Regions from separate parts of the Homo sapiens genome. Here region 2 is linked to region 1. Evidence: chromatin contacts called from ENCODE Hi-C or POLR2A ChIA-PET data. All regions are on one chromosome and are shown on one strand. Each heading gives the region's core, a stretch centred on a gene start or an enhancer-like site at or near the end of the contact. The rest is flanking DNA. Distances are from core to core; before and after follow the strand shown. Region 1 has its middle 120 kb from the start of CBSLR. Region 2 overlaps LINC01350 (long intergenic non-protein coding RNA 1350).

The links. A loop is a pair of places that touch in the nucleus more often than their neighbours do. ChIA-PET counts read pairs that join two places held with the same protein, here RNA polymerase II (POLR2A). Pooled maps may share reads with other maps.
Region 2: a loop to region 1 is called in a map of Calu3, with 5 times the contacts of the local background. The contact joins two enhancer-like sites. A Hi-C loop is called at or near these places in 5 of 168 maps with a recorded cell type or tissue (B cell, CD8-positive, alpha-beta T cell, Calu3 and 2 more), 1 of 37 single-sample maps with no recorded cell type and 6 of 50 pooled maps. POLR2A ChIA-PET finds 5 or more read pairs at or near these places in 2 of 52 experiments (T-cell and activated naive CD8-positive, alpha-beta T cell).

Annotation. Positions count from the first base shown.
Region 1 is chr1:185,434,622-185,441,385 of GRCh38, forward strand. It overlaps the pseudogene MCRIP2P2. Among named protein-coding and RNA genes, the nearest start is that of CBSLR, 120 kb to the left of the region's middle. RefSeq lists an enhancer at 5,396-5,445. Within about 2 kb of position 5,515, at least 6 of the 41 ENCODE cell types and tissues checked have a DNase peak (open chromatin) inside an H3K27ac peak, as active enhancers do.
Region 2 is chr1:185,592,233-185,598,488 of GRCh38, forward strand. All of the region lies in intron 2 of LINC01350 (long intergenic non-protein coding RNA 1350), which reads right to left. All of the region lies in intron 1 of LOC107985239 (a long non-coding RNA gene), which reads left to right. Among named protein-coding and RNA genes, the nearest start is that of LINC01350, 33 kb to the right of the region's middle. Within about 2 kb of position 3,924, at least 3 of the 41 ENCODE cell types and tissues checked have a DNase peak (open chromatin) inside an H3K27ac peak, as active enhancers do.

The sequences.
Region 1 (6,764 bases), core at 4,265-6,764:
TTTTGTAGAGATGAGGTCTCACTGTGTTGCCTAGGCTGGTCTTGAACTCCTGAGCTCAAGTGATCCTCCCACCTCGGCTTTCCAAAGTGTTGGGATTACAGGTGTGAACAACTCGCCTGGCCTGTTATTCTTTTTCTCCATGATGTTTTAACTGATTGGGATATTTGGACAATTTATTTCTTTAAAACTAGCTCAAAATTACCATACTTATGCATAATTGAATACATAATTACAATACATTGTAATAAACAGATAAGTATAAAAAGAAAAGCAAATTAAAAACAAACACCCAAATTTCTACTGTCCAGAGTAAACTACTATTAATATTGTTTTTTTTTCTTCCCCCTCTTCCCTCTCTTCCCTCTCCCTCCCTCCCTCCCTTCCTTCCTTCTCTTCCTTGTCTTTCTTTATGGAAGAATGCTATTCATAGCATTTTATAGCTTGTTTTCACTTAACTAACTATTAATGTATTTCTACAATATCTATTCTACAACAATATTCTATAACACTCTGCCAGTATTCTACAACATCATTTTGATGGCTGTGTACAGCTCTGTTGTATGGATATAACATAATTTAATTAGCAATCCTCTATTTTGGAGCACTAGTTTTCAGTTTTTTATTATTATTACAAATGTAGCATTTTGAACACTTTTATAGGTAAAATTTTGTGCACAACCATGATTATTTCATTGGAATATATTATTTGTTGAGTCTAAAGCATAGAGCACTTTTAACCTTTTAATAAATTTGACAAACTTCAGCCCCCGCAGAAATATTGTTGTTGTGTGTACTCTTAGTCTTGTCTATTCTGCATTAATAATAATAAAAAAAATCCCCTGCCTTTGTTCTGGAGCATATGCATTAGTGAACTCAATGAGTGTTAGAAATCTACGTCTAATTAAAAAATGTAGCTGGGCCCACAGACATTACTTTGTTATAGAAAGGCTTTAATATTTTTATTATCTTAGTTAACAAAACCATTTGTGAGCCATGAGTTCTATCTGTGAAATGGATCATTAGATGGAGATTGGCTTATCATTGAGTTCTAAAGCCCTAGAAATCTTTTTGTCTCTAAAGAGGCAACAAATAGGCTAATACTCTACTGAATACCTAAGAGAATCAGTGAGCAGTTGTGATATGATGGTATCTACCACTGATTCCTGATGTGAAATTGTTCAAGGGAAGGGAACTAACTCTTGTTAGAAGCCAGGCACTATACCCATGGGGAGAATGTTCACTGGGTGTCTGAAGCCTGGCAGCAGGTGGAACTGCAGCCAGATGGTGGCCCAGCCAGGAGAGTGAGCCAAGGCCTATGCAGTGCATGGAGAAGAACCCTAGCCCCTGCTGCACAGATTTGTGCCCATTGGCCTGGATGGAGTGGTGGGTGCAGCAGTTCCTGGCTAGAATCATCAAATGGTCATAGCAGCTGCCTGAGAAGAAACACTACCATGGTGAACTCTTCACCAAAAGAGAACCATGGTGCCCCATCCACCTGCTGCAGCCTGGCTGAGCACTGGCCATACCTGAAGTGAGAGCATTTGGACTTTTGTACCTGCTGTTCCATTGGGCCCAATCGCCAGAGGTCAAAGGCTGAACCTGTATGACCTCAATTCTGCTTACTGTACCCAGGGACCCACCCTTAGGACTGGCAGGAAGGAGCTCCAGGCTAAAAAAGAAAAAAAAGAGAGAAACCAGGCACTGTACATACATTTACATCATGAAATCCAAACTACAGGCTTACTGAGGTTATGTATTAGCCTTTTGATTTTCAGAAAGATAAATTGAAGCTAAGAGATTATTCCATTTGTCCGAAGTCACGTAAGGTCTAAGGTGGAGTTGAGATTAAAATATAGGTCTACCTAACTCCAAACGTGTATGCCACCCAAGCTCATTCCTGCCCTTATCATAGTGCACTATCTGATTGAACCATTAGCTCAAGAGTATTCCTTGAACACAAAGATTAAATATGAAATGGATACGGTATTTAATAATACATGTCTACCTCTCCTGAGCTCTTAAGGCACTCAAGGTTGGAACAAAGCTGTTTTGTGGCCCCTTCCTATGTTCCTAATTTAATGATGGTCAGTAAGACTCAGGAATCTGACTGCTCCAGTACTTCTTTCTTATATAGTCTCCAAATTTCTAATAACATGAATTGGCACCTACTAACCATAAATTTATAGTCCTAGAAACATTGACCTGAACAGATCACCTAATCATATCACTTCTAATTTTTAAAATGCATACCACTCTAATGGGGGAAAAATAGATATTGCCAGAATTCATTGCAAGACAAATTCTTGGATGGGACAGTAATGAGGCAGTGTCTGGTTTTCATTAAAGGTAATAAATAAATAATTCATAACCCAAACAAAAGTAGTATAGGCTTTGTCATAAACATTATTACTATCCAATGCACTAATTGTCAGTGGAATATGCTTTGAGGAACGTGAAATGAGACCTTTCTTCCTACCCTATTTTAGTTTAGTTGTCACTTGACTCCTTGAGAGCTTCAAATCTAATCTATTTTAAAATGGCTAGAGAAAAAAGTACATTACTCAAATGTGAAAAGTGTTGCAAGAGAAATTCATCCTGAGTTCAATCAGGAAGGGATCACTGTTTTGCTTGTTTCGTTTATGGGTAATATAGTTTTATCTCCATAGAAGTTTAAATTTCATGCTCAGGATTAAAGATAGTAAAGTGCCAGCCAAATTGGTATTTTTGGAAAAGCTACATAAGATTTCACATTCAAACCTTAAACACATTATTCCTTTCTTCATTGTATTACTTAATCTGTTTTTCCTTCCTATGGAACTAGCTTTTGTTTTGAAATATGACATAGTAATGGACTATTGCAAAGGAAAACAAGAATAAAGAAATATGATTTTTTGGTGTTGTTTGTATGCATAAGTATAAAGTACTTATTATTGTTAAACCAAGCTTTTTGTTTTACCTGTTTGGAGAAATAAATTTCTCTGTGCCACATGGCATTCCCTGCTGGCATTTTATGGGGCCACATAGGAATGAATGGTCGATTATTTTTTGGAAGGTGGTTTGTTGTAGAGGATAAGAATTTCATGCAAACAACATATATACAGGGTAGCATAAAATGGAATTTAATGTATAAGCAAGGATATGACAGTGTAAAAAAATCTTGGATGCAGAATCAGGAGGTCTGTGTAAACAAGAGGTGGTTGTGGGGACTGCGCTCTGAAAGGAGTTAACTCATTCTGTGACAGGAAGCAGACTTGGGAGAGGAAGAAGGAGGGATTTCACAGCTTCAGAGTGGGGACCATGGAAGTTCAACACAAAGGATGGCTCTGGATAAGTCTGTGTGATGCCCTGTCCTGGGAAAAAAAACACTGCATAGGGAGAAGCGAGTATGTGAATGAGCCTCAGGATGTGACTTTGGGAACCCCGTTAATTTTGGTGGGGAGTACACTTGGTTGAGTGCAGCCTAATTCCCATCTGGGCTCATCCTTGCTTGTCCCTTTAAGCACTATGAGGCCCAGCCAAGAATCTGTACTCTGATGGTGGAAGTGACTGGAACCAGAGACTCAGATGAGGTCACCTGGGAAACAAATGTAAGTAGAGAAAAAGAAGAGAATCCAAGACTGTTCCAAAGTTCAGAGGTAGGTAGTAAAGGAGGAGTTGAAGAGGAAAAGACCAGTGAGGTAAGAGGAAAATTAGGACAGTGGGGCGACATTCTTCTGGGGAGAGAAAAGTGTTTCAGAAAGTTAAGGAGTGGTCAGTAACACTAAATGTTGCTAAGAAGTTCAGCATGACGAAGGCACAGGATGTGTCCATTGAATTTGGTAGCATGGAGGTCATTGGCGAACTCAACAAGAACATGGAAGCTTGATTGGAGTGGTTGAGATGAGACTGGGAGGTATGAAAGTGGAGACAGGAGATAGAGTTATTCTTTTGAGGTGTTTGCTATAAAGAGAAGGAAAGAAATGGGGTAATAACTAGATAGCATATTGGGTCAAGGGAGGGTGATTTTTCTAAATAGAGAAACTAGATCTGATGCAACTGATTCAGAAGCATGGGAGAAATACAGTGATATAGGACAGAGAGGGTATAATTGCAAAGTAGTGGGAGAACATAGATTCAGAGATCTAAGTAGAGTAGGTGGGCTTTTTTGGAAGAAAGGACACATCTACCTTAGTAACTTCAGGAAAGAAGGTAGAAAGCAGACGCACAGAAGAAAGGAGATATATAGATTTGGTGATGAGAAGATAAGGTAACTCCATTTAAATTGCTTCTAATTTCTCAGGAAAATAGGAGGTAAGTTCAACAGCTGGGATGAGACAGAGATGTCTGAGGAAGAGAAAGAATAAAATAGCTGTCTATGAGAGCTGGAAAACAAGCACACTGGGGAAGTGTCAAATATCCATTCATGACTCTGAGTCATGAATTTATGGTGGAACTATTTAGTGGCATTGAGTGGTTTTCTTTAGCAAAATTCAGTTACAAGAATTTGGCCAGAGTTAAATTTAATCAGGTTTGAAGGTTTTCTGGGGAAGTCAGAAGGAGGGAAGGGGCAGAAAGTAATTAAAGGAGTTTGCATGCAAGCAGGTGTCTGGGCACAGATGGCAGTGAGGACATGAAGGTAATGGACTGGAAAAAATGTCACCAGTGAGTGGAGGAGTGGTCAGGAGGTTGATATATACCATCCACAAGGAGGGAGATGTGAGTGAATTGTGGTCTAATGATATGAGCTGGATATTTTAAAGAAGGAGAGGCAAAAGAAAGCTTTGAAAATGGTACTAGGAGCTAGGAAGACATCAACCAGGCTCTAGGTTCATGGGTTATTAAGAAAAAAGCAACCCTTGCTTGTGGTTATAGGAAGGAAAAGGTTTCAGTTATGAAAAGAAGATGAACACCAACTGGGAGTCCCCAGTAGCCCAGTAAAGGAGAGGATAGAGAAGGTGGGGGGAATGAATGGAGGAGTATGGGATCCAGACCGGAGGGAGATGGGTGGATGAATGATAGGGTCTTAGGCTTCTGAGAGTGGTTGAGTTAAAAGGGAATAAAGCATGAGAAATTCATTTTGATGGCCTCTTCATGGAAGGCCCAGAAGTTCAGGTCTCTGTCCCATACTATAACTAGAAGGAGTGGAGAAGCTACAGATGAAAGGTGTTATATGAGCTTCCTTGGGGTTTCTGGCCTCAGCTAGAGGTCCACCAGCTAGAGGTTCTTATTGTGACTGACTAGCTGCATGCCCTTGGGCCAATTCTTGTCTGCTTTCCTCATGTATAAAATGAGTCATTTTCAGTGCTCATGTGCTATTCTCATTCTCGGGAATGGTTCTTACTTCCTTGTCAGCCTGTTGAAATCCTAGACATTCTAAGAATTATCTCAGAAGCTGTCATTAGGCTATTCTCAATGTAATCACCCAATCAACCAGAAGTGACATTTCACTTCTCAGAATCACTGTTACACTGTCTGAACCACCCTCATGACAGTTATCAACATCTTCTAACTAATAGAGTTATTTGTGTTTATCTCTCATATATGTTGAAAACACCATGAGAATAGGAGAGGTGACACATTCTTTTTGCTCATAGCAGGTGCTTGATAAGTGTCTGTCAAATGAACCAGTAAAGCATACTTCTGGAGGACAAAGTAGTCATGAAGTAATGGAGACTTATTAGAAAAAAAAAGTGAAAACAATCTTGTATTTCAAATTTGCATGAGACATTTAGGTCAGTGGAAAATGTGATGTCATCAGGTCTAAGAGTTGCTTGTGTGGCTGTTGCCACAAACTTGTGTCAGTTACAGATAGAATAAATCTATTAGCAGAGAATTAATTGCTGTATGCAGATAGCTTCATGGAGTTGAAATAATTCTGCCATGTTAAGTGGAAAATAGCAGAGGAAGAAAGGAAGAGGTGAAAATTAATGTATTTGAAAGAATGTTGAAAATACAAGAACAAGTGGAAGGAAATACTATAATTCTTAGGCTTTAAAAAAAAACATAAACGTAAATGTAGAGGCCAGGCGCAGTGGCTCACACCTGTAATCCCAGCACTTTGGGAGGCTGAGGCAGGCGGATCACCAGGTCAAGAGACTGAGACCATCCTGGCCAACATGGTGAAACCCCGTCTCTACTAAAAATACAAAAATTAGCTGGTCATGGTGGTGTGCACCTGTAGTCCCAGCTACTCAGGAGGCTGACACAGGAGAATCGCTTGAACCTGGGAGATGGAGGTTGCAGTGAGCTGAGATGGCGCCACTGCATTCCAGCCTGACTGCAGAGTGAGACTCCACCTCAAAAAAAAAAAAAAAAAAAAAGTAAATGTAGAATTTGTTCTAATACTCAAGGGATGAAAAATTTCTCCAAGCTAATGATTGTCTAAAGCACATATTTCTACTGGGACATGTTTTAATTACTGGGCTGTGGAAATCATATGACATGGGTTGGAATGTGAGTTGTTCTGTCTGTTAAGTGAAGAATTTTTAGTGGCTGCATTTTTTTGAATGAAACATTGAGTCACATGATCTGACAAGAAAGAATGTACTTATGGGGTCAATGGGACAGAATACTGGACATTGGAAAATTTCCAATAGGAATAGGAAAACACCAGTTTATGTTATATAACACCACCATCACTATTACCACTACCACTGCCATCACCTACAAAAATAGGAGCAAAAGCCTTCTAAGCACTGTGTCAGTGTCTGTTCTGCATATTTTATGTCTTGCATTAGTCAAGGTTCAACCAGAGACACAAGACCAGCAGGACATATATAAAGACA
Region 2 (6,256 bases), core at 2,674-5,173, 160 kb after region 1:
ATTCTCAGCAAACTATCACAAGGACAGAAAACTGAACACCACATGTTCACACTCATATGTGGGAATTGAACAATAGAACCCTTGGACACAGGGTGGGAAACATCAGTAGGGGACTGGGGGAAGGATAGTATTAGGAGAAGTACCTGATGTAAATGACGAGTTGATGGGTGCAGCAAACCAACATGGCACATGTACACATATGTAACAAACCTGCACATTGTACACATGTACCCTAGAACTTAAAGTATAATAAAAAAAATTTTTTAAATGTGTTGATGAAAACTAGAGAAACACAGATTTTATTGTTGGAGAGGATATTTTAGATCTGGTAAATTTGAGATTCTATTAGATATTCAAATGGAGTTGTTCAGTCAGCTGTCAGAAATATGAGTCTGGAGCTTGGGTTGTAGATTGGTTAAAGCTAGATACACAACGTTGGTAGTCACCAGCATATGGGTGTCCTTTAAAGCCATTGGATTGGAGGAGATAACTAGACAAAAGTACAGATAGAGAAAAGCAGAAAAAATTCCAGAGGCACTCAAACACTGAGAGATTGGGTAGAATTTAGAAAAAGAAAGTAAGAAAAAGCAGCTGGTAATTCTGAAGATAAACCAGGAGAAAGTAGTGTCATGGACACCAAGAGAAGAAAGAGAAAGATTTCAGAAGAAGGTGATAATGCACCCTGCTGAAAGGTTTAGAAAGATAAGGACAGAAAAGTCTAATTTGCTATTGGATTTAGCTAAGTGGAAGTCAGTCAAGTAATAAGGTTGGAATCCAGATTGGGGTAGGTTGGAGGATGAATATTTGAATAAGGAAGTAGAAATAGCATGTTTTGAATAATTACTTAATAAGGTTTGTTGTGAGTGGGGAGCAGAGGAATGAGGAATTTTTATAAGTAGAAATTATATAATAGACAGGAAGACACTTATCAATGTTATTTATTAATAAAAACAGATTTAGCTAATTCACTGGATTGTTTTGAAAAATCAAATGATTTCTCCAAAACTGCTCTATAAACCATAAACCTCTTTAAGAGTATTTTTAGGTATCTGATTTTTCTAGGCTTTATAATTTTTGTGGGTCTTCTGTGTTTATCTTATACAGTAAATACATGCTGATTAAGGTCTACATGGGTTTTAACTTTTTTTGTGTAGTGTTACATAAAAATGGATGTTTAATGAATGCTTTTTCTAAATGATTTCCTTTGGAGCTTTGATTAGTCATTTTAGTCCCCTGGGCTTCAATTTTCCCATTCTGAAAATAGATGGTAAGTGATGAAGAAATGTGTTTACTGTCATAGAGAGACGTCCAAACATATTGCTGAGTGGAAAAAGGAGTTTAAAAAACAACATATAATGTATAATTTCATTTTTATAGAACTATGTACATACATCATATTTCATATACCAATGTCTGGGAGAATTTTTTAACAAAATATCAAAATGAAATTATGTTTCTTTAAACTTAATATAAAATAGTAAAACTAAATTAAAAAAATTTTAAAACCATGCAAAAATAGATAATGAGTTTTCCTCCAAGGTAGGACAAATTTTATCATTTGTAAAGGAATAAATATCAAAATCAAGGTGGCTTACTAGAAGAAAACCCTAGGTTGGTTTATTTGAGCCTGGACCCATAAAGGACCATGCTAATGAGGAAATTTCTACTATTCCTAAGTGAAGGTGGAAATCAGGCTGGATCCAGGTGTCTTTTGGTCCTGCCTTAAACTTTGTCACTTTCTATAAGCCCATCCTTCAACATAATCTATTTCCATCTATGCTTTGCTAATAGTAACAACTCTACTTCCTAACCCATTTCTATAAGCAAGTTATTTTGGCTCTGCCTTTGAATAATTTTGTCAGTTAAATCCTGATTCCTTCTTTTTATTCAGGGCTTTATCCTAAGAATGCTCAGGAATCCTGAGTCCCAGCCCCGTGTCAGTTTTGGAAGACAAATTTCCTGCCTAGCTCTGCAGCACAAATGCTGCTCTGCCAGTTTTTCTGTGGCTTTGTTCCACCTTATCTGCAGTGGCCAATGGTAGGTATCATGTCCTGGTGCCCTCTGATGCAGCCTGCCACTTGCTCAGCTGTACCTTGGCATATATCCCTCTGTTTTGCGGTTCTTTGTGATTGTCCCTTTCAGATTAGAAGTGCTTTATAATAAATTGGTAACTGTGCTTATTTGGCTGTTGAAAAGGGAGTCCTTTTAAAAAGGAAACTTAGCCCTTAAAACACATACACACACACACACACACACACACACACACACACACACACACACACATTTAAATATTTTCCAGATTGCTTTCTTTGCTTTTAAAGGTCACCTGAAGGTGAAGGGGTTGAAGGACATTTTATTGGGCTGTTTACTCTGCATTAAATGTCCTTCCTTCTTTCTCCTTATCTAGTACAGCCCTACCTTCAAGGTCCAGCTGAAATTCCAGCCACTCTGTGAAACTTTTCTTATCACCCTGGCCTTGGAGATTTGCCCTTTCTCTGTGCTCTGGTAACACAGAATGTCTGCATTAGCTTTTTCAAACTTAGCCTATGCTGCCTGTCTGTGAAGTATAAGCTTTGTTTTCCCAATGAGACTATCAGCTTTGTTTTCCCAATGAGACCATCACTCGTTTATAGGCTTGGAGTAAGAGTGGCTGAAATCCTATCTCCATCACTTGTGAGCTGTACGACCTTGTTCAAGCCACTTCCCATCGCTGTGCCTTAGGCTCCTTCTCTGTTCAGTGTAGTCATAGTACCTATCTTTTAGAGTTGTTGGGAAGATTAAATGAAATAATACATGCAGTGTGTTTAGTACAATGCCTGGCACATAGTTAGTGTTCAATAATTAATATATTTTATACACTTGTAATTTAACTACTATGTAGTTAAAGGAACTGGTGAAACAGTTATGAAACAGCTAATAGTCTACAGAAATAGTTTCTGCTCTGCCAAATCCAGCAGGGAGCCAGAGGGCAAGGGAGTCAATTAAAGCACAGCAAGAAATTGTTTTTGCCCCAGGGGAATTTACATTCTAGGATTTAATAACTAATTAGCCAATTATTTATTTAAATACTAATCTTTTCAGAAGTACAGGGTGCCATAAAAATGTCTGTGTCTCCCTGAAAGTCTTGGGGAGGTTCCCCTGAGGAAGTGGTAAATGAATTTAGATCTTAAAAAGGAATAGGTGTGAACAAGTTGAATGTCAGGAAGTGTATTCTTGGCAAAGAGAAGACCATGTGTGGGGACTTTGAGCTGGAGGGAAGTGTGGATAATCTGAGGACCTCAGAGACAGCCAGTGTGGCTGGAGCATGATGGCTGAATGAGAAGAGAGAGAGCTCCAAAGGAGCCAGGTTGGATTTTAGGTCTGTCATTTTCCCAGTATCTTGTAACTATACATTAAGGAGCTTATTTATACTCATTAATGATTTAGTCTACGTGGATGCTGGTTCATCTGATTCTTTTAAACAATAAAAGAAAGTGTTTTCTGGGTATATGGTATATCGATAAGAGTCTGGTCAGGAAAACAGAAACTGCATTGGGCATTTCAACAGTGAGAATTTAATATGAGAAGTTGGTTAAACAGGACTGGAGAAATAAAAACCCAAAGAAGGGATGCTGAGGTCACAAAGAGAGAGTGACTATAAGAAGCTGCTGCCTCTCCAGATCAGAATCTTAAGCTTTGTCTGCATTGCCTCTCTCTCTCACTTCCAGTCTCTCACAAAGTCCTATCTTCACAGCTCAGAGAGCTATAATGCAGAACCTTATGTGTCAGGGAGTGGAGGACAGGAGGTGCAGGCCTGGTTGCTGCCCAGCACGTGCTGGTACCTCAGGAGCTCAGAAGAGCTGGGAAGACTTCCCAGCTAGTGCTGGTACCTGTACCTCTAAGAGGGCACATTCAGGTTAGTTCTTAGAATACTAAAATAAAAGAGGAGACTGAAGCCAACTGCCCATCCCAGGATGCAGAGCTATTATTGCTCAGGTGATGATAGGAAGAGGAAGAAAGCAAAGAGTCTGCCATTTAACCTCCCTCTAGCGGCCACTATTGGTAGAAGCTGACAGGGAGTCAGCAGGTTAAGCTGATTTGCAGAGTCCTAGACCCAGTATCACGTAATAAAGATATGAGGGGTAAAAAATAAGAACAATGGAGAAGGTGGATATTGATAGCTGGATATGAAGGGTGACATGGTCTTGCTTTGGGTAGCATTTGACTCTCTTATTTCTGCCCTTCAACATGCAATACATTACTTTCAAAGTCTTTGCAGAAAAATTATTTTATTAACTCATTAACTCTTTTGAGAGTAATCAAAATGAATTATTTTGCTAAAGCAGAAACATGGAAGAAATCTTTTTGTAAGTTTTATGCCATGCCAGTCACTGATTGGAGATATATTTATATCTATCTCTATATAGAGATAGATATTTTCACACATACAGACATATACACATATATATTTTATTTAATTTAAAAATTGTTGAAAAAGAACAAAAATTTGTAAGATCTCACTGTTGGCCTTCAAGCTGTTGGAAACTATGATACACATTCATGAAAAGGAGACTGAGGGTCATTATACAGGTTGGTTTCAGCTCCTAAGGGGTCCTGCCATCCCAGATCTGTGAACTCCAGGGAAAATCTCTACTTTTCTACCATTTCCTTGGTGATTGATTGCAAATCCCCTGGGGTTTGGAGAATCACATATATCTTTCCTCCCAGCTTCTGCTATAGGTTTTCATTTGCTGTTGAAGTTGAGCAGGAACCACCCAGAGCTCTACCCAGAGACCTTTTTATTTTCCCCTACCCCATAGCGTGAAATATTTTTGTTGCTTAAACCACAAACAATATGTTATAAATCATTTCTCAGTATTTATAAATAAAAATATTCTTAAAAGTTACACATTGTTTAAGCACCAAGCTGACTGAATTCCAACCACAAGCAACAGATGTTTTAGTCATCCCAAGCAATTCTAACGAAGATAAAACTGTGATTTTCATTTGATATTTTGGAACATTAAAAATAATTGTTGGAGTCCCCAATACTACTTTTAAGTGCCTCAGGAGACACAGACTTAGGTATAATTTTTTTCATGTGTACTATATTAAAAGATACATTTGCTTGGAAGACCTGTTTAGTGCAAAAGTGTGACTTTCGGCCAATTCCTCTTAATTAATGACAATGCTTCAGTTAAGTACTTTAGTTCCTTTGTATCAACTCCCATATTTCTCCAGAGAATTTGTGAAATAAGCACCTTGACTGGTGTGGAAGGAGTTTTTACTACAAATTTTTCATAAAAAAGGAACATTGAAATGCTACTTATCAAATTGGCTCATCTGTCTCAAATATTCATTTCCTAGAAATAATCCTTTGTTATTATCCGTAATAACTGAAACCTTATCGTTTTATTTCACCTGCTTTCTTTGTTTTGGTTTTCAGCATTAAAAAGCAATAATAACTTTGGCAAAAAATAATTCCTGTAGATCATTATTTTGAGGGTAGTCCTACTTGGCCTATTAGTTCCGCTGTAGTGCAATGTGTTTTGATATTGTTACTTAAATCAACACCAACCAGAATTACTGGCAGTCACAAACAAAAGTCTAATAATTCAGTGTTGAATTGTAAAGCAAAATGCATTTAAAAAATTAAGACTGCAAAGAAAGATGGAAATAACTGTATGATAAACATATAGACATGTTTATTTCTCAAAAATATGAGTTTGTTATAGATTCCTTAAAAAATTGCCTGGTTATCAATTTTTAAAAATAAATTACGCATTATTTATGTGTTTGCTTTTCTGCTGGTAACAATATTTATGTAACAAACAAAAAAATAAAAAACAAAAAAAAGAAAAACCCACAGTGCAAACATAAACCTTTGATGAGGCTTGGAATTCTTTCTACTTTTAATCTGCATAACATTTGCCTCCCCTTCATTGGCTCAATTATGGATTTGAAAGACTGATTCTCAAAAGGTGATCCTGTATGCTTTGCCTCCCAGTAGAAATTTTGCCAAAGAGTGCTGGATTATGCCTTATGTTGTAGAGTTGCATACTTTAACATTAATGTATAAAAAGGTAATTTTTATTAACTTAGCAAAGTAGAAACATTGACCATTGATTATGAAACATGGTTACTATTTTTAAATTAACAAACTTAAGAAAACATTAAAAGATGTTAATAAAAACCTAAGTAGCGTTTTGTACCTTCCTTGATGATCCTTAGCTGTTGTCAATCAAACTGCATCTCTAGTCTATTTTTAGTCTGGAAA